Linked DNA regions of Mus musculus: regions 1, 2, 4, 5, 6 and 7 are each linked to region 3. The links are chromatin loops, found by intact Hi-C in ENCODE. Cell type or tissue: heart. All regions are shown on one strand. Region 1 holds the start of Hspbp1 (HSPA (heat shock 70kDa) binding protein, cytoplasmic cochaperone 1). Region 2 holds the start of Zfp628 (zinc finger protein 628). Region 3 holds the start of Ube2s (ubiquitin-conjugating enzyme E2S). Region 4 holds the start of Fiz1 (Flt3 interacting zinc finger protein 1). Region 5 overlaps Gm15510 (predicted gene 15510). Region 6 holds the start of Nat14 (N-acetyltransferase 14). Region 7 holds the start of U2af2 (U2 small nuclear ribonucleoprotein auxiliary factor (U2AF) 2).

Evidence for each region. A loop is a pair of places that touch in the nucleus more often than their neighbours do. Peaks named below come from ENCODE experiments on the same cell type or tissue, not always from the same donor. Only the 100,000 strongest peaks of a DNase experiment are listed, where the experiment ranks them.
Region 1: it touches region 3 in a loop (2.8-fold over the local background); 2 of 42 quality-filtered maps call a loop at or near these places.
Region 2: a loop joins it to region 3, with 8 times the contacts of the local background. A loop is called at or near these places in 11 of 42 quality-filtered maps.
Region 4: it touches region 3 in a loop (9-fold over the local background); 5 of 42 quality-filtered maps call a loop at or near these places.
Region 5: it touches region 3 in a loop (2.4-fold over the local background); 3 of 42 quality-filtered maps call a loop at or near these places.
Region 6: a loop joins it to region 3, with 2.9 times the contacts of the local background. A loop is called at or near these places in 13 of 42 quality-filtered maps.
Region 7: a loop joins it to region 3, with 4 times the contacts of the local background. A loop is called at or near these places in 4 of 42 quality-filtered maps.

What each region holds. Positions count from the first base shown.
Region 1 is chr7:4,683,521-4,687,520 of GRCm38, forward strand. It overlaps Hspbp1 (HSPA (heat shock 70kDa) binding protein, cytoplasmic cochaperone 1), which reads right to left and starts at 1,461. Exons shown (of 8, transcript NM_001360629.1): 1 at 1,374-1,461; 2 at 752-1,046. The coding sequence starts at 955. In heart, a CTCF peak has its summit at 1,536; DNase peaks (open chromatin) are centred at 871 and 1,581; H3K4me3 peaks cover 1,798 bases; H3K27ac peaks cover 1,467 bases.
Region 2 is chr7:4,912,912-4,916,911 of GRCm38, forward strand. It overlaps Zfp628 (zinc finger protein 628), which reads left to right and starts at 2,306. Exons shown (of 3, transcript NM_170759.2): 1 at 2,306-2,494. In heart, no CTCF peak of the experiment used is centred here; DNase peaks (open chromatin) are centred at 2,310 and 2,968; H3K4me3 peaks cover 2,329 bases; H3K27ac peaks cover 2,373 bases.
Region 3 is chr7:4,810,984-4,814,983 of GRCm38, forward strand. It overlaps Ube2s (ubiquitin-conjugating enzyme E2S), which reads right to left and starts at 1,357. Exons shown (of 4, transcript NM_133777.2): 1 at 1,180-1,357; 2 at 426-573. The coding sequence starts at 1,182. In heart, a CTCF peak has its summit at 1,964; a DNase peak (open chromatin) is centred at 1,788; H3K4me3 peaks cover 2,905 bases; H3K27ac peaks cover 2,662 bases.
Region 4 is chr7:5,013,626-5,017,625 of GRCm38, forward strand. Fiz1 (Flt3 interacting zinc finger protein 1) reads right to left here and starts at 1,103. Exons shown (of 3, transcript NM_001110329.1): 1 at 1,000-1,103. It overlaps Zfp524 (zinc finger protein 524), which reads left to right and starts at 1,883. Exons shown (of 2, transcript NM_025324.2): 1 at 1,883-1,935; 2 at 3,812-4,000. The coding sequence starts at 3,850. In heart, a CTCF peak has its summit at 3,956 (motif pointing right); DNase peaks (open chromatin) are centred at 756, 926, 1,776, 2,136 and 1 weaker place; H3K4me3 peaks cover 2,704 bases; H3K27ac peaks cover 2,577 bases.
Region 5 is chr7:5,045,772-5,049,771 of GRCm38, forward strand. Gm15510 (predicted gene 15510) reads right to left here. Exons shown (of 4, transcript NR_166619.1): 3 at 3,128-3,216; 4 at 1,176-1,708. It also overlaps a transcript of Zfp580 not described here. Among named protein-coding and RNA genes, the nearest start is that of Zfp580, 3.8 kb to the right of the region's middle. In heart, a CTCF peak has its summit at 1,761; no DNase peak of the experiment used is centred here.
Region 6 is chr7:4,921,858-4,925,857 of GRCm38, forward strand. Zfp628 (zinc finger protein 628) reads left to right here. Exons shown (of 3, transcript NM_170759.2): 3 at 1-146. The coding sequence ends at 40. It overlaps Nat14 (N-acetyltransferase 14), which reads left to right and starts at 729. Exons shown (of 3, transcript NM_001358881.1): 1 at 729-782; 2 at 1,351-1,472; 3 at 2,046-3,149. The coding sequence starts at 1,401. The coding sequence ends at 2,594. Ssc5d (scavenger receptor cysteine rich family, 5 domains) reads left to right here and starts at 3,964. Exons shown (of 14, transcript NM_173008.3): 1 at 3,964-4,000. In heart, CTCF peaks have their summits at 1,486 and 2,239; DNase peaks (open chromatin) are centred at 914, 2,364, 3,224, 3,874 and 2 weaker places; H3K4me3 peaks cover 3,942 bases; H3K27ac peaks cover 3,942 bases.
Region 7 is chr7:5,058,288-5,062,287 of GRCm38, forward strand. Ccdc106 (coiled-coil domain containing 106) reads left to right here. Exons shown (of 5, transcript NM_146178.2): 4 at 1,209-1,418; 5 at 1,920-2,498. The coding sequence ends at 2,236. U2af2 (U2 small nuclear ribonucleoprotein auxiliary factor (U2AF) 2) reads left to right here and starts at 3,856. Exons shown (of 12, transcript NM_133671.3): 1 at 3,856-4,000. In heart, CTCF peaks have their summits at 2,019 and 2,778; DNase peaks (open chromatin) are centred at 2,084, 2,854, 3,284, 3,924 and 1 weaker place; H3K4me3 peaks cover 2,328 bases; H3K27ac peaks cover 2,397 bases; H3K27me3 peaks cover 854 bases.

The sequences.
Region 1 (4,000 bases), 130 kb before region 3:
ATCTCAAAACAGGAAAGAAAAGGGGAAGAAGCTGTAAGGCTTTGAAATCACGCTCCTGGACAAATTTGGGCAAACTATCTCATTGCTCTATGCCTATTTCCACCTTGGCACAACATGACACAACATGTATAAATTATTCTGTAACTTAACTGAATTACTACAATATTCTATGTATCGTAAATGTCAATTAAAAAAAGTTACATGAAAAATTCCTATCAACCTTTAAGACAATTCTGTAAGGTTTTATTATAGCTATTCCAAATTCATTGATTAAAAAAAAAAAATCAGAGGCAAAGAAAGGATGTGAATTGCCCAACCAAGGTCATGGCTGGCAACTGGCAAAACCCAACTACGTTGTGTACGAGTCAGTATAGACTGGAACATCAGAATTGCCTGATAAGACACTATCATTACTATTATCACCATCAATTCAAAAATGAACGAACACTTGAGGATTCGAAAGATTAAATAATATACCCAAGGTCACACTTGTGGAGACAAAGCTGAATCTAGTTCTGCCTGGGTCTAGAGAACCCAGCTTGCTTTTAGACTTTTCACTCATCATGAGACTTCCCAATACAAGGCTGCGATCGGACACTTTACAGCTGACCTTCACCCTATCATGATGCCACATTTAGACTCTAGCTCACCACCCAGGAAGACAACAGCTTGTAGCTCACTAAGCCACTCTCCCCAAGACACTTAGATCCTCAGGACCCTCACCCAACCTTCTTAGGTCCTCATACTTTACCTCCTCGCTCATGGGTTCTGGAGGGGGGTCTGGCTCCTGAGAACCCGCAGTAATAGCCATCTGCAGCAGGCCTTGGAGGTTCCGTGGAGGCCGGGGGTTGCCTGAGCCCCCCGCCGAGGAACCACTGCCCCCTGACGAGCAACCCTGAGAGGCCGGAGGCAACGCAAGAGGGAGGCGACTGCCCCCTGAGCCTTTGTCTGCCATGGACTTTCTGTGAAGGAAGAATGTGTTTAAAGGAAATTGATGGTCACCGCTGAGGCAGCAATGGTGTCCGGATGGGTCGACTCTTGAAGGTCTGCTGAGAAGGTGGAGTTTTGAAGGTGTTAGGAGTCTTCTCATGATCCCAAACCATTCTGCCTGCAACCACCTTAACCATAGCCCCCTTTCCTTCCTTCATACTAACAGGACCCTTGCCCAAATCCAGATGTCCCTCCTTGCTCCCTAGCAACAGGCCCCACCTACTCCCTGGCAACGAGCCCCCCCAAGCTCCCCAGCTTGCGTCCTCGTCTCTTAGCAACCCCACTGCCCCGCCTCCATGGCAACAAGCCTTCGCTCAGTCTCCTTAGCAACAATTCTCCTCCCGTGTCTTTGAAGAGGGGCGCCCCAATGGGGCTGATCTCACCTTGCCGGGTCTAGAGCTGCCACCACGCCTAAAGATAGACTAGGCTGCACCTGACTCTACTGGGCGCCGCCATCTTTACCGGAAATACGCAGTTCTCACACGGAAGTGCCTCACCCCAAGCTGTTTGCCCAGTTCTAAGCAGCACCTCTTAGCGGATGCGGCACTTAGCTCCGCCTCTGTCGACTAGGCCCCCACCACTTTCTCTTTGTCACGCCCCTACATTTCGCGCTTTTGTTATAAGCCCCGCCCCCTAGCTCCTCTGTTTATCTTAGCAAACAAGGGACTTTCATGGCGAACTCCTCCCCTCCCAGGCATAGGCCCCGCCTATGCCCATATTCCCCGCCTCTTTTCTAGGCCTTTCGGCCTGTCCCAGTCAAGTCCCGCCTCTTAGTACCTGGAACTTCAGCTTGTCCTGTTCGGCCACGCCCCTGCGTAGGCCACGCCCCTTCTCTGCTGCTGCTGCTGCTGCTGCTGCTGCTGCTGCTGCTCAGACGGTTTTGTTCCTCACTCAACTGATTTTAACTGCATTTGCTCCTAGAGTCTCGGGATATCTCCCCTAATATCCCACCTTTGTAACCTGAGACTCGGGCTCACTTTTTTCTAGGCCTCAGTTTCCCCATTTATTACCGGTTTCAGTGTGGAATACTCTGTGTGAGTTGTGTGTCTTCATGTGACTATGCATGGTGTGTGGGAAGTCCCATGTCAACATCAGCTGTCTTCCACCTTCGATCTTCCAATCATTTTAAAAATATTTTTAGAGTTACTTATTTATTTATTTATTTATTTATTTATTTATTTATTGGGTTTTTCGAGACAGGGTTTCTCTGTGTAGTCCTGGCTGTCCTGAAACTCACTTTGTAGACCAGGCTGGCCTCGAACTCAGAAATCTGCCTGCCTCTGTCTCCCGAGTGCTGGGATTAAAGGTGTGGGCCACCACTGCCCGGCTAGATTTTATTTTTAAAGATTGTTTTTAATTATGTAGTAGGGGAGGAGGCAGATGCCTGTAAATGCAGGTTTCTATGGGGCCAGAGACAAAGGACAAACTAAAGCTGTAGTTACAGGCAGTTATGAGACAACCAATATATATATATATATGGGTGCTAGGAACCAAGCTCAGGCTCTTTGCAAGAACAGTAAGTACTCTTAATGACAAGCTATCTCTTCAGCCTCTTAAATTATTGTTGTTCTTTTAATTTTTTTGTAGACTTACCTATTTACTTGTGTACAAATAGTTTGTGGTTGGTTAGTTTTTGTTTTGTTTTTTGAGACAGTGTTTTACGGTATAGCCTTGGCTGTCCTGGAAGTTACTCTGTAGACCATGCTGTCCTCAAACTCACAGAGATCCACTTTCCTCTGCCACCTGAGTGCTGGGATTAAAGGCGTGTGCCACCACTGACCCTGAACATTTTGCCTGCATGTATGTGCGTGCACTGTATGCTTGCTTGATGGATTGCCAGGAACTGGAGTTACAGATGGTTGTGAGCCATCATAATTGGGTGCTAGGAGTTGAACCTGAGTCTTCAGCAAGAGCAATAAAGCAACAAGAGTTCCTAATCATTGAAATATCTCTCATTGAACTCTCTCTCCGTCCCACCCCACCCCTCTTTTGTTTTTTGTTTTGGAGATGGTTCCTTATTTTGGTGTTTTGTTTTGGGGAGGCTCTCAGTATGTAGCCTGGGCAGGCCTGCAGAACGATGTGAGCAGGTTGCCCTACAACTCATAAATATTCACACGCCTTAAAAGTAGGTACACTCAGGGATGGCGAGATGGCTCAGCGGGTAAGAGCACTGACTGCTCTTCCAGAGGTCCTGAGTTCAAATCCCAGCAACCACATGGTGGCTCACAACCACCCGTAATGAGATTTGACACCTTATTCTGGTGCGTCTGAAGACAGCTACAGTGTACATGTGTATAATAATAAATAAATATTTTTTAAAAGTATGCACACTCACCCTGCTCCGTTTTATTCATTTTTATTTTGTGTATGAGTATTTTACCTACTTGTGTATATATACACACCTTATGTACCTGCTTGGTGCCCTTGTGGGCCAGAAGATAAGGTTTGTTCCCTGTAACTCTTACTATTGCTGTTAACAAATATCTTGTTTTTAATTTTGTTTTGATATGGGTTTCTCTGTGTAACCCTGGCTGTCCTGGAACTCATTATGTAGACCAGGCTGGAATCAAACTCAGAGATCTACCTGTGTCTGCCTCCCAAGTGCTAGGATTAAAGGTATTTGCCACCATTGCCTGGCTTGATTTTTGTATTTAAAAAGAAATTATTTATTTTTATTAGTACTCTGTCTGCATATACATCTGCATGACAGAAGAGGGCATCAGATCTTGTTATAGATAGTAGTTGTGAGCCACCATGTGGTTGCTGGGAATTGAACTCTGGACCTCTCGAAGAGCAGTCAGTGCGGTTTGTTTGTTTGTTTGTTTGTTTTGTTGTTTGGGGGGTTTGTTTGTTTGTTCGACACAGGGTTTCTCTGTGTAACCCTGGCTGTCCTCTAGACCAGGCTGGCCTTGAACTCAGAAATCCGCCTGCCTCTGCCTCCCAAGTGCTGGGATTAAAAGCGTGCACCACCACTGTCTGGCTGCAGGCGATGCTCTTCACTGCTGAGCAA
Region 2 (4,000 bases), 100 kb after region 3:
CTTCCCACTCCCCCATTTTGGAATGGGAATTGAAAGGACAACATAAACCCCATTTGTCTTCATTTAAGGACCAGGCCTGACTTTGAAAAGAAAGCAATTAGGCACCAGCTCCAAGCAGACCACAAAACACAGAAACAAGGTCATAAAACTCCTCCCAAAGAAGACCTGGGGATAACCACAAAAATGGGGAAAATACTTTATCTCAGAATGGGCCATCTGCGCTGGGTAGCCCTACCTCATCCTATAGTTAAAGTTCGTGACATAGGAATGCAGGCCACTGACCACCCATGACCCCCCCCCCCCAGCCTAGCACTCACCAATGAAATTTTAGATTACCTGATCCTTCCTGACAGTCCCCCTATAAGAAGGCCTATGCACCTTTGTCTGGGGTTGACATTTTGAAAAATATTTGACCTCTGCATGCTGGTTGTTTCTCTAGAATAAACCGTCTTTGCATACTGAGTCTGAAGTCTTCAGCGACTTGACTTTCGGACCCTACAGGGTGTCTATTGTGTCACTGCATATCAGAATCTTGGAACTTTCTTTTTGACTTTGCAGGGCCTCACAGCTAAGGGGCTGCCTTGAATCTCAGGCGAGACTTTGAACTTAAATAATATATTTCTTTTTATGTGTATGTGTGTTTTACCACACTCATGTCTGTGCCTGTGTCCACGGTGTCTCGGGAGGGTTCTGTGGGACTGGAGTTACAGTTGTGAGCCACTGTTGTGGATTCTAGAAATCAAAGGCGGGTTCTCTGGATCTCTCTCTCTCTCATACATAAAATGAAAAAATGTAAATTACATTCAGCCACTTATTTTGTGTGTATGGGCATGCATGTATTTGCCACACAGCATAGATGCTGATTGGAGGACAACTTGTGGGAGTTTGTTCTCACCTTTCACCATATCCATGTTGTAAATGTAATTGCTATTTTCCAGATGTAATTGCCATCTCTGATGTCTACTGTTGAATAAACTCACCCTTTCTAGCTCTTTCTGAATTCTGGCTGGCTGGTTCAACTCAGCTTCTCTGGCCTAAACACCTCTCCAAAGTGACTGATTCTCTCAGCTTCTGACTGAATTGCTCTGCTTGACCTCAAACTAACTCTAGAAATCTGTTCTAATTTGGCTTCTTTTTATTCTCTGGCTCATTGTGTCTTCACCTGCAACTTGTCTCTATAAAACCATCTCTATGAAAACTACCTCTGAACTCCTCTGCATAGCCTCTCAACTCACTGATTCAACTGAACTGGTTGCCTAGAACTCAGAGATCTACATGCCTCTATCTCCTGAGTGCTGGGATTAAAGGCATGCACCACCAAACCTGGTCCTAAGCTTTTCCTTACCTGAAACTTGCTCTATTCCAGGCTGGCCTTGGACTCAAAGAGATCTGCTTGCCTCTGTCTCCTGGAATTAAAGGTGTGTACTAAGGTCATATCTGTGTTCCAGCCACAATAGCCATGTTGCTGGATTAAGACTCCTCTATGGCTTCACTGGGCAGCGAGCATCAGTACCATCAGTCTGAGCCATCTCACCAGCCCTCTAAGTTAGGGCTGGGGTGATAGCTTTGTAGTTAAGAACAACTGCTAGTTTTACAGAGGACTGGGCTTCGGTTCCTTGGGACCACACCAGACAGTTCACAACTGCCCTGTAACTCTAGCTCCAAAGGATCTGACACTCTGTTTTGGCTTCCTCAGGCACCAGGCACACATGGGGTGCACAGACATGCATGTGGGAACTCACATATACAGAGAAGGTAAAAATAAATAGATCTTAAGAAAAAGGCAGCCGGGCAGTGGTGGCGCACACCTTTAATCCCAGCACTTGGGAGGCAGAGGCAGGAGGATTTCTGAATTCGAGTCCAGCCTGGTCTACAGAGTTCCAGGACTGTCTCGGAAAAAAAAAAAAAAATTCAAGGCCAGCCCGTGCTACATGAGCCTACAAGAGCCCATTGTCTCAAAAAGTAAAAAACAAAAACAAAAAACAATTAAGACAACAAAAATAATCTATCCGAAAGTCTCAGCACAGGCTCAGAAAGCAAGCTTGGCCCCAGATACCAGCAGGCAGGGGAAAAAAAGCAGGCTTGTAGGGGCAACTCAGACTCCCGAGACCCAGGCCATCCCAGGCCATGCAGGAAGGTTGAGTGCCTCAGTTTCCTTCCCAGCACGAGGGAACAGGGTCTGCGTGTACACCACGGGCCTGAGGCTTGGACCCCCGGGATTCTGCATCTGGCGAACCCCAGCAGTGGGTGGGGCCGGGCCGGGCTTGGCGCGTTGCGTCATGACGCACGAAGGCGGCGGCGGCGGGGTTTGTGTGCGCGAGAGGCCGCCGATAAAGGTTGAGTGCCTCGCGCCGGGGGCCGTGGGGAGGGAGCGCGCCCCCGCCCCCTCCCGGGCCGCGGGTCCCGCAGCGCTGTGCCGGGCCCCGCTTCCCGTCAGCCCCCGCGGGAAGGCCCTGGGGTTCTCCTTGATCCCCCTCCCCGACCGGGGCCACAGGTGAGAGACCGGAGGGCGCGGTGGGGGAAGGGCCGGAGGGCGGAGTCGTTTGGAGAACGGCGAGCGGGAAACCGGAAGGGGTACCTTAAAGGGAAGGTCGCTATTTCGCCTCCGATATTTAATCTGTTAGGCCGGCTCCGCCCTCTTAAAGGGGTAAGGACAGTGTGTTTAGCTGCATTTTTGCAAAGCTTCCTGCCCTTTCCCTTCTCCCCTTTCTCCTAAAAGGGGGTTATTTCCTTAAAAGCGGGTGATAGTTTCCCAAACATTGAAGGAAAAGTTTCATAATTCTGCTGGTCCCTAGACTATCTGAACAAAGAGATCTTTTTTCCCTCCCAGATAAAACCTCATGTAGCTTAGGATGCCGTCAGACTCACTGTATAGCTGACAATGACCTTAAATTTACGATCCTGCTGCCTTCATCTGCGCGCTGGGATTACAGGCCTGCCTGTGCCACCACGCCCAGTTCTATGGTGTACTGTGACAAGAACCCAGAGCTTTGTGCATGCCAGTCATTAACCCTTAATAACCGAGCTACATCCCAAACCCCAAGAGCTTCCTCGTAAAGCCCAGACGCTTAAAGGGCACTCTCACTGCTAAGATGGGTCCCTGTTCCGTTGGGCCTCTTGTGTTAAAAGATATGGCCTCAGAGGCACAGACAGTTTCTGAACCTCATTTGTCACCTACACGCCAAAAGGAACAACAGCCCTTTAAAAAAACAATCCTTCATAGCCTATTGCCCTTTGAAAAAGAAATCCTTTATAACCTGTCAAAAGGGGGTGCCTCCCTCTCTTCACTCAGACTGTCTTTACTGAGCATGCTCTCTCCTGATGTTTTGGTGGGTGATGGATGCATCAGAGAACGATCGATCGAACGAAGCAGAGGTTCTCTGTTTGGATGATGTGAACATTGACAGAGTAGAACAAGCAGTAAGAGACTTATATGTTGATGGGACTGTCCTGGGGTACTGTCACTGCAGTACTGACTTCAGGATTTACTAGGGAAGGGTCAAGCTGGCACTGTGTTTTGTTACCAGTGGCATCCATCCTATTGAGTCAGGAATCCTGATGAACACCCATCCATTTATTAGACAGCCCCTCTGACAAAGAATGACCTGTCTCCAAATCTCTGTGCTGGTGAGGTTGAGAAGTCCTGGCTAGGGTGGTGGTGATGCACGCCTTTGAGCCCAGCACTCAGGAGGCAGATGCAGACATCTGAGTTCGAGGCCAGCCTGGTCTAGGTAGTGAGTTCCAGGACAGCCAGGGCTGTGCAGAGAAACTGTGTCTCAAAAAGACAAAGAGAAATGCTTGCCCTATAGTATTTAGAAGGTGATGGGCCCCGTGAAGAAGGGAGCAAATAAGGCATGGGAGGAGATCAGGGAGTGCTCAAGGGTGGTCTGAGGAAGGCTCTCTGGGGTGAGTTCTTGAAGACTTGGAGGTGACAGTGTGAGTTGTGGATGGTGGAGGGGAAGGGCACTAGGCATAAGGTGGTGGTAGCTTTCCCTGCTTA
Region 3 (4,000 bases):
ACCAGTTTCCCCTCACAATGCTTTTTGTTTAGTCTTGGGACATTCGATTGATTAGTGTTTCAGATCCCCTGGCATACATTTTTTTTTTTTCTCTTCAAGACAGGGTTTCTCTGTGTAGCCCTGACTGTCCTGGAACTCACTCTGTAGACCAGGTTGGCCTCGAACTCAGAAATTCGCCTGTCTCTGCCTCCCGAGTGCTGGGATTAAAGGCGTGCACCACCACGCCCAGCTACACTTTCTATTTCTGCTTCACTTATATGCATCCTCACGTCTCTGGAAAGTAACACTTGACAGCCTTAATGCAAGCCTAAGCAAAAGGCCACATTTTGTCATAAGCACCTGAGAGGCTGAATCCTATTTGTCCCACAGCCACAAGACAGAAGAAATCTGGTCAAGTGGCCCCTCCCTTCCGTGCTCACACTCACCAGGGCCCTCGATGGTAACCTGCAGGTCTGTGAGATCCTCCTCATTGGGGAAGACTTTAATGCCATCAGGTGGGTCTGCCGTCAGTGTTGTCACCTCCTTGTACACTAGGCGGATGATGTGGGGCGGCAGATTCTCCACATTGGAGTTCTAGGCACGGAGGGAAAAGGAGAGTGAGCAGCCTGAAATAGCTAGGATTAAGGTGGGTGGATACCAGAATCCAGACTTTAGAGGTCCGAGGTTGTCAATCACTGCCTGTCAACTGGACCTAAGATGCTTCTGGCTTTTGCCCCATGGCTGACCGGGACGGTGTCTCAGAAAAAGCTTCTACGTGGCTCAGCGTACCCGAACCTACCCAAAGCGCTCGTTAAGACGCGCATGGGTCCACTACTGGTTCCAGGTGGGCCTGAGGCCTAGCCGGAGCCCTTCCCCTACTTAGGCTTGAAACAACCCCATCAACCGCCGCCCCCCCACACACACCAAAAAGAAAAAGGCTGGACGAAATGGCGGCGGGATGTCTTGCTCCTTAAAACACCCATGGGCGGGCCGCAAGGCGCCCAAAGCCCTCCCCAAGGTTCCGAGGGCTGCCTGGGCTCCCGCACCGTTTGTTGAAAGGCCCTGGGGCCGACTCCTGGCTCCGGACGTTCAGCCATGCCACCAAAGCACTCAGAAGCTGGCCAGAAAACACTTGGGACGCCGCAGTCGCCTCCTCTGCCCGAGTCCCCAACGGCCCCTCGGGCCTCCCGCGTCACTCACCATGACTTCAGCCGGCCGGGGGCGGGTCCCCCCGGCCCCCTTCCTGCACTCCTCGGACCGCCGGCCGGGGCGGGGGGCCCAACTGCCGGCCGCTGTGGCCCTAGCGAGGCCCCCGAGGCCCCACTCCGCTCCCACTAATTCCGACGTCCGCTACGAAACGCTCACAACGTTACGTCTGCTCCTCGGTAGAACCGGCCGCGCGCCCAACACCGCACTTTTATAGCTACTCGCAGGCCCCGCCCCCTCACGGCACGTCTCGACCGCGTACGTCAACGCGCACGTTGCTGGGCGGTCAACGCTCTTTTCTCTGTTCTTGTCAGAATAGTAGCAGAAGTTCGAACCCAGTTTGTGAGGAGTGCTATCACAATGAGGGCTCACGCCGGCTGAGGAGTTGACCTGGGAGAACCAAGCGGCTAAAAACCTAGAGCAGAGAGAAAGGGGGCGCCCGCCGAGGCGACGTGGCCGCTGATTGGACCGTTTGAATGAGACGCCGCCACGACTTGGGGTGCGCGCGCGCGCTCCGGCCTGGAGAAAGACGCGCACGCGACTAACGGTTAGGCAGGGGAAGGGGCGGAGCGAGGGAAGACAGGACTGGAGGGGTTAAAGGGATGACGGAAGGGGCCTTGACCAATAAACAGGGGCGGTCGTGATCTGGACTTGTGGGGCAGGTAGGAATTGAAAGCTACTAATGGGAAGCCAGCTCAGTGTGATAGACTCCAACCTCGACCAATGAAATGTCTCAATTTCTTTTGTGTATGCAAATGTTACGCTGGGAGTCTGGCGACCTCACCTGGAAGCCATGGAAGGGCGGAAGTGTGGACATAATTTGTCTATGGGGCTCCATTTTGTTCTGCGCTCCTGTTATGTGTTAGGAAGCCCTCAAAATCAGGTTGGTTGACTCCGAGGGCTTGGACTTCCTGATCCTCTAGAGTATGACTTGTGACTTTTGCCACCATTGTTTCTGTAGGGGTGCCAGAGGAAGAAGTCAGGGAAGTCTCACGTCCTTATTGAGAGCTTTGTGACTGACCTCCAGACCCCATAGACTTCTGTTAACTTTTTGAGAGACAGAATTTCATTACTGGCCTGGAACTCCTTTTTCCCCCGGGGTCGGGGGTTGTTGTTTTGGCTTTTCTTTTTTTAGATTTATTTATTGTTTTATGTAAGTACACTGTAGCTGTTTTCAGATGGTTGTGAACCACCATGTGGTTGCTGGGATTTGAATTCAGGGCCTTCGGAAGAGCAGTCGATGATCTTAACCGCTGAGCCATCTCTTCAGCCCTTGTTTTGGCTTTTCAAGCCAGGGTTTTTCTGTGCAGGCCTGGCTGACCTTCCTGAAACTCGAGCTATAGACCAGGCTGGCCTGAACTCACAGAGATCACCTGCCTCTACTTCCTGAATACTGAGATTAAAAGTGTATGCCACCATACCCTGGCCTCGTTCCTTTTATATCCATCCTCTAGCCTATGGGATAGTGCTGCCCACATTTAGGTCATCTCTTCCCTCACCCATAATTAACCTCCTGGTCCTGTCCTTACATATACTCCCAGAGGCTCTTACTAACCATGAAGTGTTAATCCAGTTATGACAGCATGGCAGAGATCTAGAGAGAATTAAACTATCTGCAGTAATCCCATGCTGGGGAGAGAACAGACTGAAGCTTTGACTGCAGAGGAGTAGGACCTCATCTCCCAGGAAGAGATTTCACAGTTCTGACAACCTGTCTCATAGCTAAATCTGCATAAGCACATTTCTTGAGTCTTGTTTCATGTTTTCTGTAAAATTGTAGCTTTGCTAGAGGGAAAGCAGAAAGAAACAACCCTCTTCCCTGACAAGATCTGGCTATAGTTCTTAGGAAACTCATTTTCTTCACCAATTCTTTTTATTTATTTATTTTTATTTTATTTTATTTTATTTATTTATTTATTTATTTATTTTTTCCGAGACAGGGTTTCTCTGTGTAGCCCTGGCTGTCCTGGAACTCACTTTGTAGACCAGGCTGGCCTCGAACTCAGAAATCTGCCTGCGTCTGCCTCCCAAGTGCTGGGATTAAAGGCGTGCACCACCACGCCCGGCTCACCAATTCTTTTTAATTTATTTATTTTGAACATATAAATGTTTTGCCTGTATATATGTAGGTTCACAGTATGTATACCTGGTGCTCAGGGAGTTTAGAAGGGAGTATCAGATCCTCTGGAACTGGAATAACTGGTGGTTTGAACCACCATGAGGGTACTGGGAACTGAACTCAGGTCCTCTGTAAGAGCAACAAGTGCTCTTAACCACCAAGCTATTTGTTCTATTTGAGAACAGTATCCAAGAATGGAGTCATGTCAGGAGGATTTTGAGTGCTTGTGAGACAAGAGTCTTGTGACCTCTGTTTCGTCGAAACATGGAATTGTTCTTGGACTGTGTTTTGTACTCCTGTGCTCCTCCAAGATGTAGCAGCTAGGAGTGGCTTTGCTTCAGATTACCCCAATTGCTTGCTGATGTTATTCAGCTAAATGTTTAAACTGTACTTTACATACCTCTATGGAAAACAGGTTTTTGTTTCGTGTGGCTTGTTCTTGTGATTGTAGACAGTCTGAATTCATGAATCCTGTGGCCTTTCTTAACCCTCAGGGTATTACAGATCTCCATTTCTCAACATGTGGGCCTTGACCCCTTTGAGTCGGCGGTTGAAGAACCATTTTACAGGGGTTGCCTAAGACCATTGGAAACACATATACTTACATTATGATTCATAACAGTAACAAAACTACAGTTGTGAAGTAGCAATGAAAATAACTGTGGTTGGGGGTCATCACAACCTGAGGATCTGTGT
Region 4 (4,000 bases), 200 kb after region 3:
TTTCTAAGTTAAATCTTCACTGAGACTTGCTTCCAAATCCCACCTAACTTCTCCTTCAAATAAGTCACATTTTTCTATAATCACCTCTACTTCGCTATTATATTCTTAGCTTGCCGCCAAGCCCCCCCCCCAAGCATTTTTACCTTCGTGATAAAAACCTGATAGTTCCACTAAAACTTTCCAAATTGCACACCTAGATCGCTGCCCCCCCCCCCGCCCCCCGTCTTGTCTTGTTGTTTTTTCTTTCTTTCTTTCTTTTTTTTTTTTTTCGAGACAGGGTTTCTCTGTATAGCCCTGGCAGTCCTGGAACTCACTTTGTAGACCAGGCTGGCCTCGAACTCAGAAATTCGCTTGCCTCTGCCTCCCAAGTGCTGGGATTAAAGGCGTGCGCAACCACCGCCCCGCTAATGCCCCCACCCCCACCCCCTTGTCAAGGTAAGCTTTTCTTTAAGTCACACCTCAGGCAAACTTCACACAACATACTCTGGGCCTCTGTTGTCTTACTGGACCCCAGTTTTCCCCTCATCTTACGAAGTTTCTTCAATTTTTCAACCAAGGCCCTTTCCCCCATTTCATGAGATTCACGCCTCTTTGCTAGGCCCCACTTTATATAAACCTCTCCATTTTCTAACCAGTCTCCACACTTTCTTGAAACCCCTCCCCTCCAACTATAAGCCACGCCTCAACAAGCTACTCCTCCAGTTCTGCCCCGCCCCGACCACCTTAAGCTCCGCCCCTCCTGCGCCCTACGGTGTCTGGTGCAGCCGGCCCCCACCCCCACCCCTGCTCGATCTTGCGAACAAGGCCCGGAAAACTGGCCCTTTGTACCCCTCTCCCTGCCCCTACAAGGTGCAGTCTCGGGCGCCCGAGTCGGGGGCAGGTCAAGCGGCCCAGGAACTAGGCAAGACCACCTTGCTTTTGCGTTGCGGAGGTCCTGGAGACCAGGCAGGCCTCCGGGGGGCCGGGAAAGTCTGTCCGCTTTCCTGTTTAATTACTTACACCTCCCTCTGGGCGCCGACATTTTGGGTAGCGGGGTCAGCGTCACTTCCACCTGAGGGGCCTCTCGACTTCCGCCTCAGCTCTCTTCTACGCCCCCCCAACCCCCCTTTACCCCTCCTTCTTGGCTTCTCTATCCCGCCCCCGCCCCGCCCTTCTGTGTTTTCCTTTCCTATTTCCAGCCGCGGAGGTTAAAGAAGCTAGGCTAGCGCCATCTTTGTTGAGGGCAGGGCAGGGGCGGGGCCTAAGTTACCCGCGGCGCCATATAGACTAAGGGCAATACTCTCAGCGTGCAGCATTTCGTAGCCCACGGTGCGGTTACAAAGAGTTAACATAGATGTGTTTAGATAAGATTGCTTTTTTTTTCTAGTCTTTGACTTCTGCTGGGAAGGATGCGGGAAGAGGGAGAAAAATCCAAGTGGTCAAACTTGTTCAGAGTTAGGAAACACCAAGCACCATTTTACTACTTTAACTCCATGGCTCTTTGAAGCTGATGGGCGCCATATTAATTAGGGGCACTTAGCAGCCATTTCCCGCTTCTCATCTATCCGGTACCTGTATTTGATTGGGTCACCGGGTTGGGAAGGCTTCGTGGGAGGAAAGGCATTTTTGCAGGTGGTTGGGGATTTTTGTGCGTTGTCACTGGGCACACGAAGGCGCCTGATACGCAGGCGCATTTGTTGCTAGCGTGTCGGGGCCTTGGGACCCAGGGCATCCTCTTTGTTCCCCGCGGGCGCTGGCAGCAGGGAAGGGAGGGAGGGGCCCCCGGCTTCCGTGCCGAGGGGCGGGGTCCAGCTCACGCTCTGCTACCTCCCACACCCCCGCCCCGCCGCCGCCTAGGGGCTGGGCCCCCTCTCTCCCGCCCCTTCCCACGCTTCGGCCCGTCGCCCCCGGCGCGCGCGCGCGTACACACGCGAGCCCAGGCAGCATGCAAATGAGGTACCCAGAGGCGGGGGGCCCGGGTGGGGGGGATGGGGGAAAGAGGGTGGTCCCGGCGCGCGCGCATAAGCGCGCACCCGGCACCTGTTCCCAGCTTCTTTGCTCTCTCCTGCGCACGTCGACCTCGCGCCCCGCCGAGCGGTCTGGGCTCGCGCGCGCAGACCCCCTTCTGGCAGCCCCTGCCACCAATGTCCCCGCGCCGCTCATTGGCCACCGTACCCTGAGGGCCCGCCCCGCTTGCGGGCTGGGCCACTCGCGCCTGACAGGCACGCGTCGTACCGGACTTGTGGGTGGGAGAGGGTCGAAGAGCCACTCTGTCACTTCATAGGTATGTTTCAGAAACTCAGCTTCTTGTCCAGGCTTCCTCATCGTGCGAACCATATGATCCTGGACAAGTTGCTTCTGTGTGGACCTCATGCTATGTGCATATTAAAAGGGGGTGCAAGTTTTGGGGGTGTAGCTCAGGCCCAGTATGTGTGAGGCCCTGATTAGGATAGCCAACACCACACACAAAACTTTAAACCAACCAAACAATAAAATAATAAAAAGAGGGGTGCAGGGTCCCCCGACAGAATCTGCTGCTAGCTGCACCTTTGACCTTTGACCCCAAGTACACTCAATTCCTACTATCCTGGGATCTTGTGGGCACTGGGGAAAGTCCTGGAGCTTTCTATTTTCTAGACTGTGCACTAAGGACATTTTTGAAGCTTCCTCATTCCTGTCGATTCTCCCAACAACCTTGGTATATTGACTTTATAGAGAAGGAAACAGACTCAGGCAAAGCCACTTGTAGAATCACATGGTGATTGTTGGCCAAACTGGATCCAAATGAAACCCTTTGAAAATGTTCCCTCAGAGGATTGCTGTGAGGCTCAACGACCAGTGCTGTAGTGCTGGCTCTTATGTTCACAGCATGTCTGGGTTAGTAGGTAAAACCAATCAAACAAACCAATAAACAAAAATCCCCGATTTCCATCTTACAAAAGACACAAATAAGCTCAGAGAAGTAAGGATCTTGGCTAAGGTCACACAAAGGAAGGGACAGACTCAGCATTTGATTTCTGGGTATATGACTTCAAAGCCCAGACTCTTAGCAACTTTCATATATATCTTTCACAAATCAATAGCTTTTGGCTAGGACTTGTCTCTCTTCATGCCCCCCCATCTCTGTGGGGAGCAGGAGCCTTTTGAGACCTTTGTGACCCAGAATTTGATGGGCTGTTTCAAGGCCTACATTCTTAGCTGGATTTTTTCAAAAATTTATTTATTTTTGGCTTGTTTTGACTTTAAAGGCTTTTTGTAGTTATGTTGATGTAATGAAAAACTATGACCATAGCAACGTATAAAGAAAGCGTTTTAATTGGAGGCATGCTTATATTTTTCAGAGGGTTAGTCCGTGATCATCTATCTTGGTTGGGAGAATGGTGACCAACAGGCTGACATGGTGCTGGAACAGTAGCTAAGAGCTGACATCTGATCCATAGGTTTGAGGGAGGAGGAGACTGGCTTGGTGTGGGATTTCGAAACCTCAAAGTTCACACCTAGTGAAACACTACTCCATAAGGCCACACCTACCACATCAAGGCCACACCTCCTAATCCTTCCCAAACAGTTCCACTAATGGATCCAAACACTCAAACATAGAACCCTGGTGGGAGAGGGGGATTCTTATTTAACCTCCATGAAAGAAAAACTAGATCCAAAGGTTAAGAAGTTATGGGACACCCTTTGGTGGAGGGCAGTCAGCATGTCTTACTAACTTATACAGAATGTCTTATATGGATCTCAAAAGTCTTTAGAAGGAATAGGTGAGATACTGGGGTACACGGGGGCTTAGACCCTCACCACACTGACACCGCCCCCTCTCTTCTCTTAGCCGGCTCCAGTACCCAGACTCGAGCTCCCCACTTCTCAATGGACAACCCCAGCTCAGACCCGTTGCCTTCAACTTTGTCTGGGGAGGAAGAAAAACCTCTGGCCTTACTGCCTCCTGTTCCCCGGGGGCGCCGAGGCCGACCTCCAGGGGGAGCCACCACCTCCAATCGGACTCTCAAGTCCTCCCTCC
Region 5 (4,000 bases), 230 kb after region 3:
CTCCTTGCACCGTGTTGGTCCCAGGGCTCAAACTCAGGTCTTCAGGTTTGATGGTAAGCACTGTTTCCTGTTGAGCCATCTCCCAGGCCCACTTAGAGGATATCTCCCGATGTAGTCCTGGATGGTCAGGAATTCACTGTGTAGACCAGGCTGGCTTGGAACTCGGAGTTCACCCACTTCTACCTCCCTAGTGATGTGATTCAACATTTTGCATTGTAGTTACCTGTTTGTCTGTCATCTCTGTATTTGTCTGTCCAACACAGATGCGACTGACTTGGAGTTGGGGCACATGACACAATGTTAGAACGAAGTGAGACATCACAAGTGTGAAAATACACACTAGATTTCTAAGACAGCGTAATGACAGTCAGGTTCCAGTGTGTGAGAGCCAGGTGCAAGGGCTATGATGCAGAATGACTGCAGAAAAGAGGAAGATAAGATTCAAGGGTTCATGATCTGAATTTATTGAGGGGGTGTGCTGATAGAAGTGTGATCCTAGGCGGCAGGCAGAACAAGTGCTAAAACCTGTATAAGAATGAAAGGCTAGGGGGCACTGTGATCTCATCTAACTTAGAATGTGTTTGTGATCTTCAGCTAATAGGAAAGGGGCAGGCAGGTGCATCCCTGACATTGAAACAGTTCTGAAACCCTACATGTTACTCTAGGGACATGTCTGTGGTTTCCAGGAAAAAACATGGTTTGCTTTGCAGTGGTTGTGGTGGTTATCAAGATGGCTACAGTGAGGTCAAGCTGAACCATATAGCCACTATTAGAAGTAGTTATTCTAGAGCCAGAGAGACGGCTTAGTGGGTAAGGGTTGCTGCTGTGCTTGATGGCTTGCGTATGATTCCCAGAACCTACATGGTAGAAGGCGAGAACTGACTCCCAAGTTGTCTTCTGACTTCCACACAAGTGTCACGGCATTCACTCCCCCTTCCCCATAAATGTAATTTAAAATCATTTGTTAAAGTAGTTATGGGGATGGAGAGATGGCTCAGTGTTTGGGAGTGTTTCCCGTTGCTGCAGAAGATCCAAGCTCAGCTCCCAGCACCCATACTGGGTGGCTGACAATCATCTGCAACTCCAATCCAGGGAAGGGAATTCCATGCCCACTACAATTGCCACAGGCTCTGTGCACACAGCAACACATACCGAATTAAAAGGAGAAACACAGCTTGGTGGTGCATGCCTTTAATCCAATCACTTTAGGGAGGGAGAAGCAAGTAGAAAGGCATACTCTCTGAGTTCCAGGCCAGTCAGTGCTGCATAGTGAGATCCTGTCTTAAAACAAACAACTCCCCACCCCCACCAGTCACCGGTGGTGACGCACGCCTTTGATCTTAGCACTTGAGGGGCAGAGGCAGGTGGATCTCTGAATTTAAGGTTAGCCTGGTCTACAGAGCCAATTCCAGGACAGCCAGGGCTACACAGAAACCTTGTCTCAAAACAAAACAACCCCAAAACATTTATTTTTGCGTGTGTGTATGTGTATGTGTGCATGCATTTGTGTGTTCAGGCATGCCATGTTCCTGGAGGTCAGGGGACAACTTGCAGGAGCAAGTTCTCTTTATCCATCATGTGGGTCTCAGGGGTTAAACTCAGGTTAGGGAGTCAGAAGAAGGTTGTTGAGCTTGGTAGCAAGACAGTTGACCCTCCTGGGCCACCTCACCAGTCTTGGACATAGGTCTTTGTATTTGAATTTCACCATCTGTTAAAATGGAGGGAACATTTTAATACTTTGAACTTTGTCGCCCCCATAAGGCCTAGGAGAGAGTTTCTTGTGACAGTGTATGGAGAAGCTCTGTGACAACAATCAATCAGCTTGGGTTTGTCCTGGTTTGTTTTCTATTTCAGTGATAAAGGCCCTGGCCAAAAGCAACGTAGGGAGGAAAAGGTTTATTTCACATCACAGCCATCATGGAGGGAGTCAGGACAGGACTCAAGGCACAGCCATCATGGAGGGGAGTCAGGACAGGACTCAAGGCACAGCCATCATGGAGGGAGTCAGGACAGGACTCAAGGCACAGCCATCATGGAGGGGAGTCAGGACAGGACTCAAGGCACAGCCATCATGGAGGGAGTCAAGACAGGACTCAAGGCACAGCCATCATGGAGGGGAGTCAGGACAGGACTCAAGGCACAGCCATCATGGAGGGAGTCAAGACAGGACTCAAGGCACAGCCATCATGGAGGGGAGTCAAGACAGGACTCAAGGCACAGCCATCATGGAGGGGAGTCAAGACAGGACTCAAGGCACAGCCATCATGGAGGGAGTCAAGACAGGACTCAAGGCACAGCCATCATGGAGGGGAGTCAGGACAGGACTCAAGGCACAGCCATCATGGAGGGAGTCAGGACAGGACTCAAGGCACAGCCATCATGGAGGGGAGTCAGGACAGGACTCAAGGCACAGCCATCATGGAGGGAGTCAAGACAGGACTCAAGGCACAGCCATCATGGAGGGAGTCAGGACAGGACTCAAGGCAGGAACTGAAGCAGAGGCCACAGAGGAGAGCTGCTTCCTGGCTTGATCACCATTATTTCTTCAATTTGTTTTCTTATCCACCCTAGGACTCTTTGCTCTGGGGTGACACCACTCACAGCATGCTGAACCCTTCCATTTTAGTCATCAATCAATCAAAAAAAGAAAAAAAGTCCCACAAACTTGTCTACTGGCCAATCTACTAAAAGGCATTTTTTCCCCTTCATTTTCTATTGTGGTTCCCCTTCCCAGAATATTCTCTCTAGGTTGTGTCAAGTTGACAAACAAAAAAAAAAAAAAAACCCTCAACAAACAACAGAACAAACAAACAAAAAGAGATTAAAGGAACTCCCCACCACAGCCGACAGGCATGTTTGAAGTGGAACTCTCAGGTTTCTTTGGGAACTCAGTTATGTCATATGATGTTTTGCTGGTGCAGATACATGAAAGAGTGTTCTGCTAAAGTAGACACAGGTGAAAGGATGTGTGATGCTTAGGAAGAATATAAATATGACTGCAGATGGTGGGACATGGCTTGGGCATTGTTTCACCTTGATAGTCTTCACTGAAGATGCTCTGGTTACTGTTGGCCATGAACCACGTGGCAAGTGTTCTCTTGTCATGACTTCATAGAGATTAACTCACCAAGGAACTTCTCGTGACGTCAGATTCCAGTGGCTTCTTGCCGCTTCTGTAGACTCAGGCTGATTGGCAGATGTCTTAGTTAGGGTTTCCTGCTGTGAACAGACACCATGACCAAAGCAACTCTTATAAAGAACTACATTTAATTGGGGCTGGCTTACAAGTTCAGAGGTTTAGTCCACTATCATCAACTCGGGAACATGGCAGCATCCAGGCAGGCACAGTGCAGGAGGAGCTAAGAATTCTACATCTTGTTCCAAAGACAGCTAGGAGAATACTTGTTTCCAGGCAGCTAGGACAAGGTCTTAAAGCCCACACCCACAGTGATACACCCACTTTAACAAGGCCACACCTCCTTTAACAGAGAAACATATCAGGACATGATATGTCTGACTTTGAGAGGGAGAGAGGTGGTGGTTGGGACAAGTGAGGACATTAGAGGGGTTAGACTGATGTCTGGTAGACTTTATCATGACCATGTCCCAGCTAGGTGGCAGGGTGTCTCCTCTGTGTTGTGGGGAATCAGATCCAGAGCTTTGGGGATGCTAAGCCACCCGGCAGTAGCTTTTTTAAAAGTTATTTTATGTATATTGGTGTTTCTGCCTACTCGGATGTTTGTAGACATGTATGCCTGTTACAGGAGACAGAAGATGGTGTGGGCTCCCCTGGAATTGGATTTATAAATGGTTGTTAAGCTGGGTGCTGGGAATGGAACCTGGGGCTTTTACTAGAGCAGCCAGTGCTCTTAACTGCTGAAGCATGGCTCCAGCTCCATCCAGAAGTATCTTTTCAGGGAGAGGTGGGATTTACTATCTGATCAAATTTACTCATTCACTAACTGATATTTTGTTTTGTGTCTCTGCCCTCTTCTTGGCT
Region 6 (4,000 bases), 110 kb after region 3:
GCAGACTCTTCCTGCAGTCCAACTGGTACACACGTTTTGAAGAGACCCCCTCCCCGCAATTAACTGTTCTCCTCAGCTGGGCTGGGGTCAGCCCCAGAGTCAGGGGGGCTGCTGGCTGGACTTGCTAATAAAGACCCAGAATCTCTTCCTGGTTTTGTTTTCATGGGGGAGGTATAGTCATGGGCATAGCCCCTGCTTCAGACCTGGAAGTCTTCATTCTTGCTTCCCGGATCTGAGGTGACTTGCTTTGTACTTGGAGGGCTAAATGCTTCTCCGGGGTGGGGTCCAGCTCCCCCATCCTTTAAACTGTTAAGGCTTTTACTGTGCTGGGGGTGGGAGGGCGGGTACACTTGCAGAGGACAGAGAGACAGTGGGAGTCAGTCATGTGGGTTTCCTTTTGGCAAGCTCTCTTACTCCCTGAGCTATTTCTCTGGTCCTTTCCCAACCTTTGTATGTATTCGTCTGTAGTTGTACTTATAGCAGGGAGGGTTAGGGATCAATTTCTGGATTTTCCACTTCTTTCCTATAAACCACCCTTACCTCACCTGAAAGGTAGGTAGAGGAATATTATTAATTCAAACGATACCCCAGGTGCCTCCGGGTTGAGAATAAGGTCTCAGCTGATGGGGATGCTTGATGCTACCCCTCATCCCTTCCCTCAAAGACCCAAGCGCCAATGAGATTAGGTTCACAAGCAACGCCTCCTCTTCCTGATGCTCAGGTCGCTTAGCAACGAAGGACCAGCAAGAAAGGAGCTGTGCTAATCCTCCCAGGCAGGCCGGGTAAGAAACCCTCTCTGTCCCCCACTCCCATCCCCCCTTCTCCAAGGTTCTCCCACTGGCCTCCAGCAGGTCACAGCTCTTCCCTCGTCCTCGCAGTTTCCTCCATTACTCCCAACCCCTGCCCCATAGTGGGGGAAGCTTGGCAACAGTTGCTAAGGTGCCGGTCTTGCCTCCAGTCGGGAGCGTGGACGTCACTTCCGGTGGTGACCCTCTCCTGCCCCTGCCCCCCTTCTCCCTTACTGTCAAGGGATTCGAGCAACCCCGTGGAGGTGCCTTTCAGGGCCCTGTTTCTGCTATGTGGGGTGGGACCACTTCAGGAGACCGGCTGCTGGAGTTTGGATAGGGGATGAGTTTACAGGCAGATCAATGAATGTCTTCTCCGGAGTGGGGGACGATTCGGGACGATTTTCAGAGCCCCACTGGGTATGGAGGCACCTGGCCTGCCACTGTGACAGTCTTCTTTGGCAATGCTCTAGGGTCCTTGGCGATCTGGGAAACACTGCGGCCCATCCCTCCCAGGGCTCTTAGAACTCAGGTGCCCACCTAACACCAACCTACTTGTTTTCAGCAGGTGTACAACGTCAGCTCCCTTGGGGAGGGGCCTGCCTGGGGGCTACCATGGCCCCTAACCACCTGTCAGTGCGGGAAATGAGGGAAGATGAGAAGCCCCTGGTGCTGGAGATGCTGAAGGTGAGAGGCCGGCAGGGGCACCAGTGAGCATGCGCAGCTTCTTAGGGCCATTCAAAGTGGGTTCCATCAGCCCCGCCCACCTGCCTGAGCTCCGGGGGTCCTGGGGGAGGGGATTTTCGCCTCAGCTGTTTTTAATTGGTCTCTTTTCTCTACTGCCTTCTCCCTACTTAAACCTCAGCTGCCATTTTTAAAAAAGCAATTGAAAGGGTGTAGGGGCTGGGTGTTCAGGTCTCTTGACCTCCATTCAGCCCCACTTACCAGTCCCAAAATGAGGGCTACTGAGACACACACACACCCCAGACCTTCCAGCGAAGAGCCCATGTCTTCACTTTGCCTATCCTGTTCAGTCTCCTTTGGTGCGTTACCTTAGCATGCCATCCGGACTCATGGGCCTCAGGTCCTAAATCAGTTCATTTCATTCGGGCAAACCGCATTCATTCGCTCAGCCCTTAACACCCAATGGGCCAGACTGGGACCACCCCATCCGCTGGCTTCTCTTCTCACTTGAGAAGAGAAATCCTTCCTCGGAAGTTCTTATGTGATGAATGGCTGAGCCTCTACTCCCACCCACAGGCTGGTGTAAAAGACACGGAAAACCGTGTGGCCCTCCACGCTCTGACACGACCTCCAGCCCTTCTCCTCCTGGCTGCAGCCAGCAGCGGACTGCGCTTCATCCTGGCCTCCTTCGCCCTGGCCCTCCTGCTGCCCGTGTTTCTGGCTGTAGCCGCTGTGAAGCTGGGTTTGCGAGCCCGATGGGGCTCTCTGCCTCCACCAGGCGGCCTGGGAGGGCCCTGGGTGGCTGTCCGTGGCTCCGGCGATGTGTGTGGAGTCCTGGCTCTGGCCCCTGGTGCCAACGTGGGGGATGGAGCCCGAGTCACCCGCCTCTCTGTCTCTCGATGGCACCGTCGCAGGGGCGTGGGCAGAAGGCTGCTGGCCTTTGCCGAGGCTCGAGCCCGAGCATGGGCTGGAAGTATGGGGGAGCCTCGGGCCCGGCTCGTGGTCCCAGTGGCTGTAGCCGCTTGGGGGGTGGCAGGGTTATTGGAGGCCTGTGGCTACCAGGCAGAGGGAGGCTGGGGCTGCATGGGCTATATGCTGGTTAGGGAATTCAGCAAAGACCTGTGATTAGAGACCATGCCCACTGGATAGATGGGCAGAGAACCAGCACCTAAAGAACACCTACTGTGTGCCAGGCACTTTACATCCCCCCCTCAGTGTCTACCTAGTCTGCTGGGCTGATAGTGAAGCACCGAGGTTGATGGACTTACATTCCCAGTGTGCCTGCCAGCTGCAATGAGGACTCTAAACTCAAGTAGAACAAATCCCTTCTTGGTCTTCTGGGACCACTAGAGGTCACCGTGTCCAGTCCTTTGCCTCACCCCCACTGCCCCAGTCTGTATGCACTGAAAAACGTCGGGTTCTGGGTCTACAAAGCCCCTGCTGCCTGTGTTTGAGGTCTGGAAGGGAGATTTGAGGAAAGAGAGAGAGAGAGAGAGAGAGAGAGAGAGAGAGAGAGAGAGAGAGAGAGAGAGAGAGAGAGAGAGACTAAAAGTTAGAGTCTGTGACAGGGAACTCCCAAAGGGGACAGATCTTCTGGGAGTGGGTGGGGCCAGGAGCACAGTGTCTCCAAGCCCATCTGGTTTTTTACACTGTTTGTTAATAAACCCTGAAACTTCTGTGTGCCTGTCTCCTGTCTGATGCATTTTCCAGCTGCTCTCTCCAGACTCCCTCCTTCTGTCTGGCTCCTCCTCTCCGAAGAAGTTGACATTAATTGCTAGGGAAGTGTGTGTGTTGGGGGGGGGGGGGGGGCGCTGGGAAGAGGAGAAGCAGTGAGCTCACAGCGGCAGCCAGTCTTTGCCAGGCCTTCTGAGTCATGCTCCCCATTACCAAAGTTTTCCCCCTCACAGCTGCCTGGTGTGTGTGTGTGTGTGTGTGTGTGTGTGTGTGTGTGTGTACCCCCTCCAGACCGAAGCCTTGACCCCTCAGTCTCTCTACCCTCCATACCTTTGTTCTGGGAACTGGTAATAAGTTCAGACACTCTTTTCTCGAATCGGCACTGGGAGCTTCCCATCCAGATTTACCACAGTGGGTGACAAATGGACAGGAGTTTTTCAGTTTCTTTTCCTGATCTAGGAAGTCCCTCCTAGTATCTGGCTTCAGGCCCTCATGCTACTGCAGGATTCCCCAAAATCTGTCCACTCCCAGCTGCACTTACTTGCCTGGCTGGACAATAAGAGGAGGCAGAAGGGTGTGCCCTCAGCCCTGTCCCCCAGACACCCAGGCCTGCCCCTTCCCAGAGCTGCCATCCCCATAAGCATCTCTGAGCACGTGGCCCTCTGGAGCCTGGCTGGCCGCCTCCCTCCAGTGTGGGTGTTTGCACTTGAACACCTCCCTTCTGCCTGCCCCCCGCACCCCCCCCTCCAGCCTCAGCTGTGGCCAGCCCCCTCCCCCTCCTGTCCCCTGCTGCATCCCTGCAGCCTCTCTCCCTCCTGGCAGAGCCTTCAGCCCAGCCTGCTCCTAGCTGTCCAGGG
Region 7 (4,000 bases), 250 kb after region 3:
AGCCATTTCCTTCTTGATTTCAAAGACTTCTCTCATTTCCTATCTTGTGATGAGACTGCCCTGTAACTCATCAGCCTCAAGCACTTGGCATAACTGTCTCCCAGAGTCTATATTTCCAGCCCAGGTTCCTCATCTTAGGGGAAATGTCCCTTTGTCAGTAGACCCATTGCAGTCTACTGGATTCCTCAGAGGGGCCCTGCCAGCACCCCAGGATTTCTGAATGATGCAGTCATCATCCATTAGAGGTACCCTGAAATACCAATCAGGGTTCTGTCTTCCCTCTACCCTGCTCTACATTATCATGCCTCATGTTTCTTATTCTTCAAAGGCTGTGGGGGTCCCAGTACCTCTGTCTCCTAAGCTTCACCTTAGGGTCCTGAGCGGATCCCACTCCCTTGTCTTGCTCTAATCTACAACTAGTAACAGCATGGTGGTGTCACCTCTTCTGACAGGCAGGGCCCTATCTCATTAACCTGTGTTGACTGCCATTCCCAGCACATTCCCCACTCAAGGCTGCCCTTTCCCAGAGCTTTAGCCCTGGTTTCTTGGAGTACTTAGCCTTTATTCAGGCCATAACCCTAACCTCTGTATCCAGCTGAGCTGCTGGCAGGCTTTCTCATTGCTAACCATGGCAAAAGCTCTAGTAAAGGGACCTAGCACTGGGATGGGGACATGCATACCCTCTCTTCCTATACTGAGAGCTCTATCCAGGGTGACTCCTATCTTTCCCTGGTATGACTGGGCAGAGTCTTGGTTTCAGTTCTCAGGAGTTCATCCTTCAGAAGATGCTGAGTCTGAGTTGGCTCCCTATCTAGGGGAAGGTAGTTAGCATTTCCCAGTACCCAAACTGAACCCTGACTTCTGTAGGAGTCTGATATCCAATCCTCCTACCCAGAGGCACTGTCTGCCTCTCGGATTTTGACTCTTCACTCTGGAGCTCCCCAGGATACATTTCCCCCACAGAAACTCTGCATAGTCACAGATTCTCATGAATTCCCTGGACCTGTTTCAGTCAAGTTCAGAGCCTAGAAAAATGCTCACACTATTCCCCGAATCCCAGCTGGCTCTATGGCATTCAGTGTAGCTAATGTCTCTACTTGGGGACTTCACCCTGCCCTCATTCCGAGGACTTGGCCTCCATGTCCATCTTTCCCCCCTCAGGGCAATTATAGGACATTGTGTCACAGTTCACTTTTGTCTCTCTTTAGAGGACTACTGCCGGATGAAGCCTGGACCTCGGAGGGTTGATGGGGACAGCAGGGCTGGGGTTGGAGAAGCCTCAGACCCCGAGTCGGCAGCCTCCTCCTTCAGCGGGGTTTCCGAAGACGGAAGTGCCAGTGAAAGGAAGAGGCAGAAGCAGAAGGGAAGTACTAGCCGGAAGCGATTTGGGAAGACCAAGGCTCGAGAGAGGCAGCGGGGTGAGTGGGGAGTGGGTACATGTGATGGGTGTGTTGAGGGGTTGTGTACCCAGAATCGCAGTGTGAGCTCTACAGTGATGCCCTAACTCTCCATATACAAAACAATCAGACTCAACTTCATCTCACAGCCCTTTTCGGTCCTGAGTTAATTTTAAATTTCGTTTTACACCAACCAGCAGATTTAGTCCTGTGTCATCAGAAAGGAGGTCTCTGGGCCCATCTCCTTTCTTCTGGTGTCCAGGCCTGCCTTCAATTTCCCTGGTCTACTTCTTGCTCAGGTCTTAACTGTTTTCCATCTTGTTATCCTTTCTCTTCCTGTATGGGGCTCCTCATGTGTCCCCACTTCCATGATTTCTTGCTTGCTTGTTTTCAAATCTGTGTGCCTTTCACCCCTTTTCCTCTTTATGCCTGCCTTCCTGTTTCTACCTGGGTTCCCCCATGTCTCCTTCCCTCATGAGTGTCTTTTCCAGTCCTCCTCTTTCTGTCCTCTTGGTCCTGCAGTGAAGGATGCTGATGGGGTCCTCTGCCGCTACAAGAAGATCCTGGGCACCTTCCAGAAGCTGAAGAGCATGTCCAGAGCCTTCGAGCACCACCGTGTGGACAGGAACACCGTGGCGCTGACCACGCCCATCGCAGAGCTACTCATTGTGGCTCCCGAAAAGCTGGCTGAGGTGGGAGAGTTCGATCCATCCAAGGAGCGCCTGCTAGAGTATTCCCGCCGCTGCTTCCTGGCACTGGACGACGAGACTCTCAAGAAGGTGCAGGCTCTCAAGAAGAGCAAGCTGCTCCTGCCCATCACCTACCGCTTCAAGCGGTGATGCCGCCGCCCCGCACGCCTCCCCCCCAGCAGATTGCTGGCTAGGTCGGCCTTCCCGGGGCACCGCCAGGGCTAGAAGCTGCCCTTCCTGAGCACTGGGCCCTGCTTCTCGGCCGCACACGCTAGGCACCCCGTCTCCATTTCACCCCGCAGGGGCTGCCAGCTAGGCCTCCTTAGCCAGGAGTAGCCCATCTGCATCCCATGCAAAGACAGAGTATTATTCTGAGAGTTTAAATTAAAGAGACATGAAAATTTTCAATAAACTGGGCCCCAGGTCTTACTAGGAAGGGAATATGCTGGGAAGGGGTGGCCGTCGCCACGGAGACTGGGACAGGAGCGCTCAGCCAGAAGCCTCTAGAGAGGTTGGGGAGGGTAGGGTGTAATTAGCCCCAGGAGGCAGAGGTGGGAAGCGGAGCAGTAGGAGAAACTGAGGTAAGACGACTTTAAGAAGGCAGCGCCTGGGGCATTGATTCAATGAACGTTTAGCTGAGCCAGCCCGGAGGAGGTACCGGGGCGCTGGGTAGACTCTTTTCCGCCTGCCCGCCAGGGGTCAGGAGATCTCTCGGAGGTGTCACATTCGGCGCTTGCGCAGCAGGAGCAGGGGCGGACAATTTAACGCGATTGCCTTGGCAACCGGGAGAGAGCAGTCAGGTTTAACCGTCTTGAAGTTAGTGCCTTGGGGGCTGAGGTTGGCGGTGGGGGAAGGGGTGTGTGGGAGGAGATCGGGCGCACGCGCAATGTGGATTTAGAATGGCGGATCCTCCGGAGCGCTGAGAAAAACGTGCCCTAGACCGCTACGCAGGCGCAGAAACCCCTCTCCAATCACCGTGCGCAGGCGTCCCAAGCTGAGCTAACAACCTCCGCAGCGGCCTCGAACACCCTTTGTCGCACTGGCTGCTACTGTCCCACACACTTTCTCTGGCCTTCCGCGAGGTCAGTTTTTTCAGTTTTCTCCTAGAGAGCTAGGGACCGAAAGCTGAGACCCCGCCCCCTCCCCCGTAGCTATCTGGCCCACCTCCCATCAGTCCTCCCTCCCTTTTCGGGTCTTTAAGCCGAAAGGAGCCGAAGCAAGAGCGGAAAGAGCCGAACTTCCCTCCTGGGCGTGAGACCTTCCCGAAGCAGTGGCGGAAGGGACCGATATTCTCCGGAAGGGGCGGAGTGACCCTGTGGCGCCTCCGGAAAGAGCCGAAGACTAGAATCGGGCTTAATCTCTAGAGGGGCGGTGAGCGAGCGCTGGAAACCTTCGGAAAGAGCCGAAGGCCCGGACGGTTAGGATTGTTGGAAGTGACTGACCGCTTGGACAGGGTCGGCGAGGGGTGGGACGGATTTCCAGAGGAGGCCAGAGACAGACGGTTTGAGTTGTAGGAAAATCCGTGTCTTTAGAGGGGGCTGGTGTCGGGGAACGCGAAGACTCGCGGAATCCTCCGAACGTTGAAACGCTAGTTTCCGAAAAGTTACCGAAACTCGGGCAGCCGGCATAATCCTCGCTTCGGGTGATTTTGACGGCGACCGCCGCCTTCCGACTGCTCCGTCCGAGAACAGCCGACAGGCTTCGGAGCCGAGCTCGGGGAAGTTCCGGGGGGGGGCGGGTCGGGCGGGACGAGGGGGTGGAGCCTGGGAGGGGCGGGGCTTGGGGCTTGATTAGGTAGGCGACGGAGTGCCGGCGGGGGCCGGAAGTAGCCGAAGCCAGCGGCGGAAGTAGCCGGAGCGGGCGGGCGGCAAGGCGAGGCGAGAGCTGCACAGGGCCCTACGCGGCCGCCTAAGC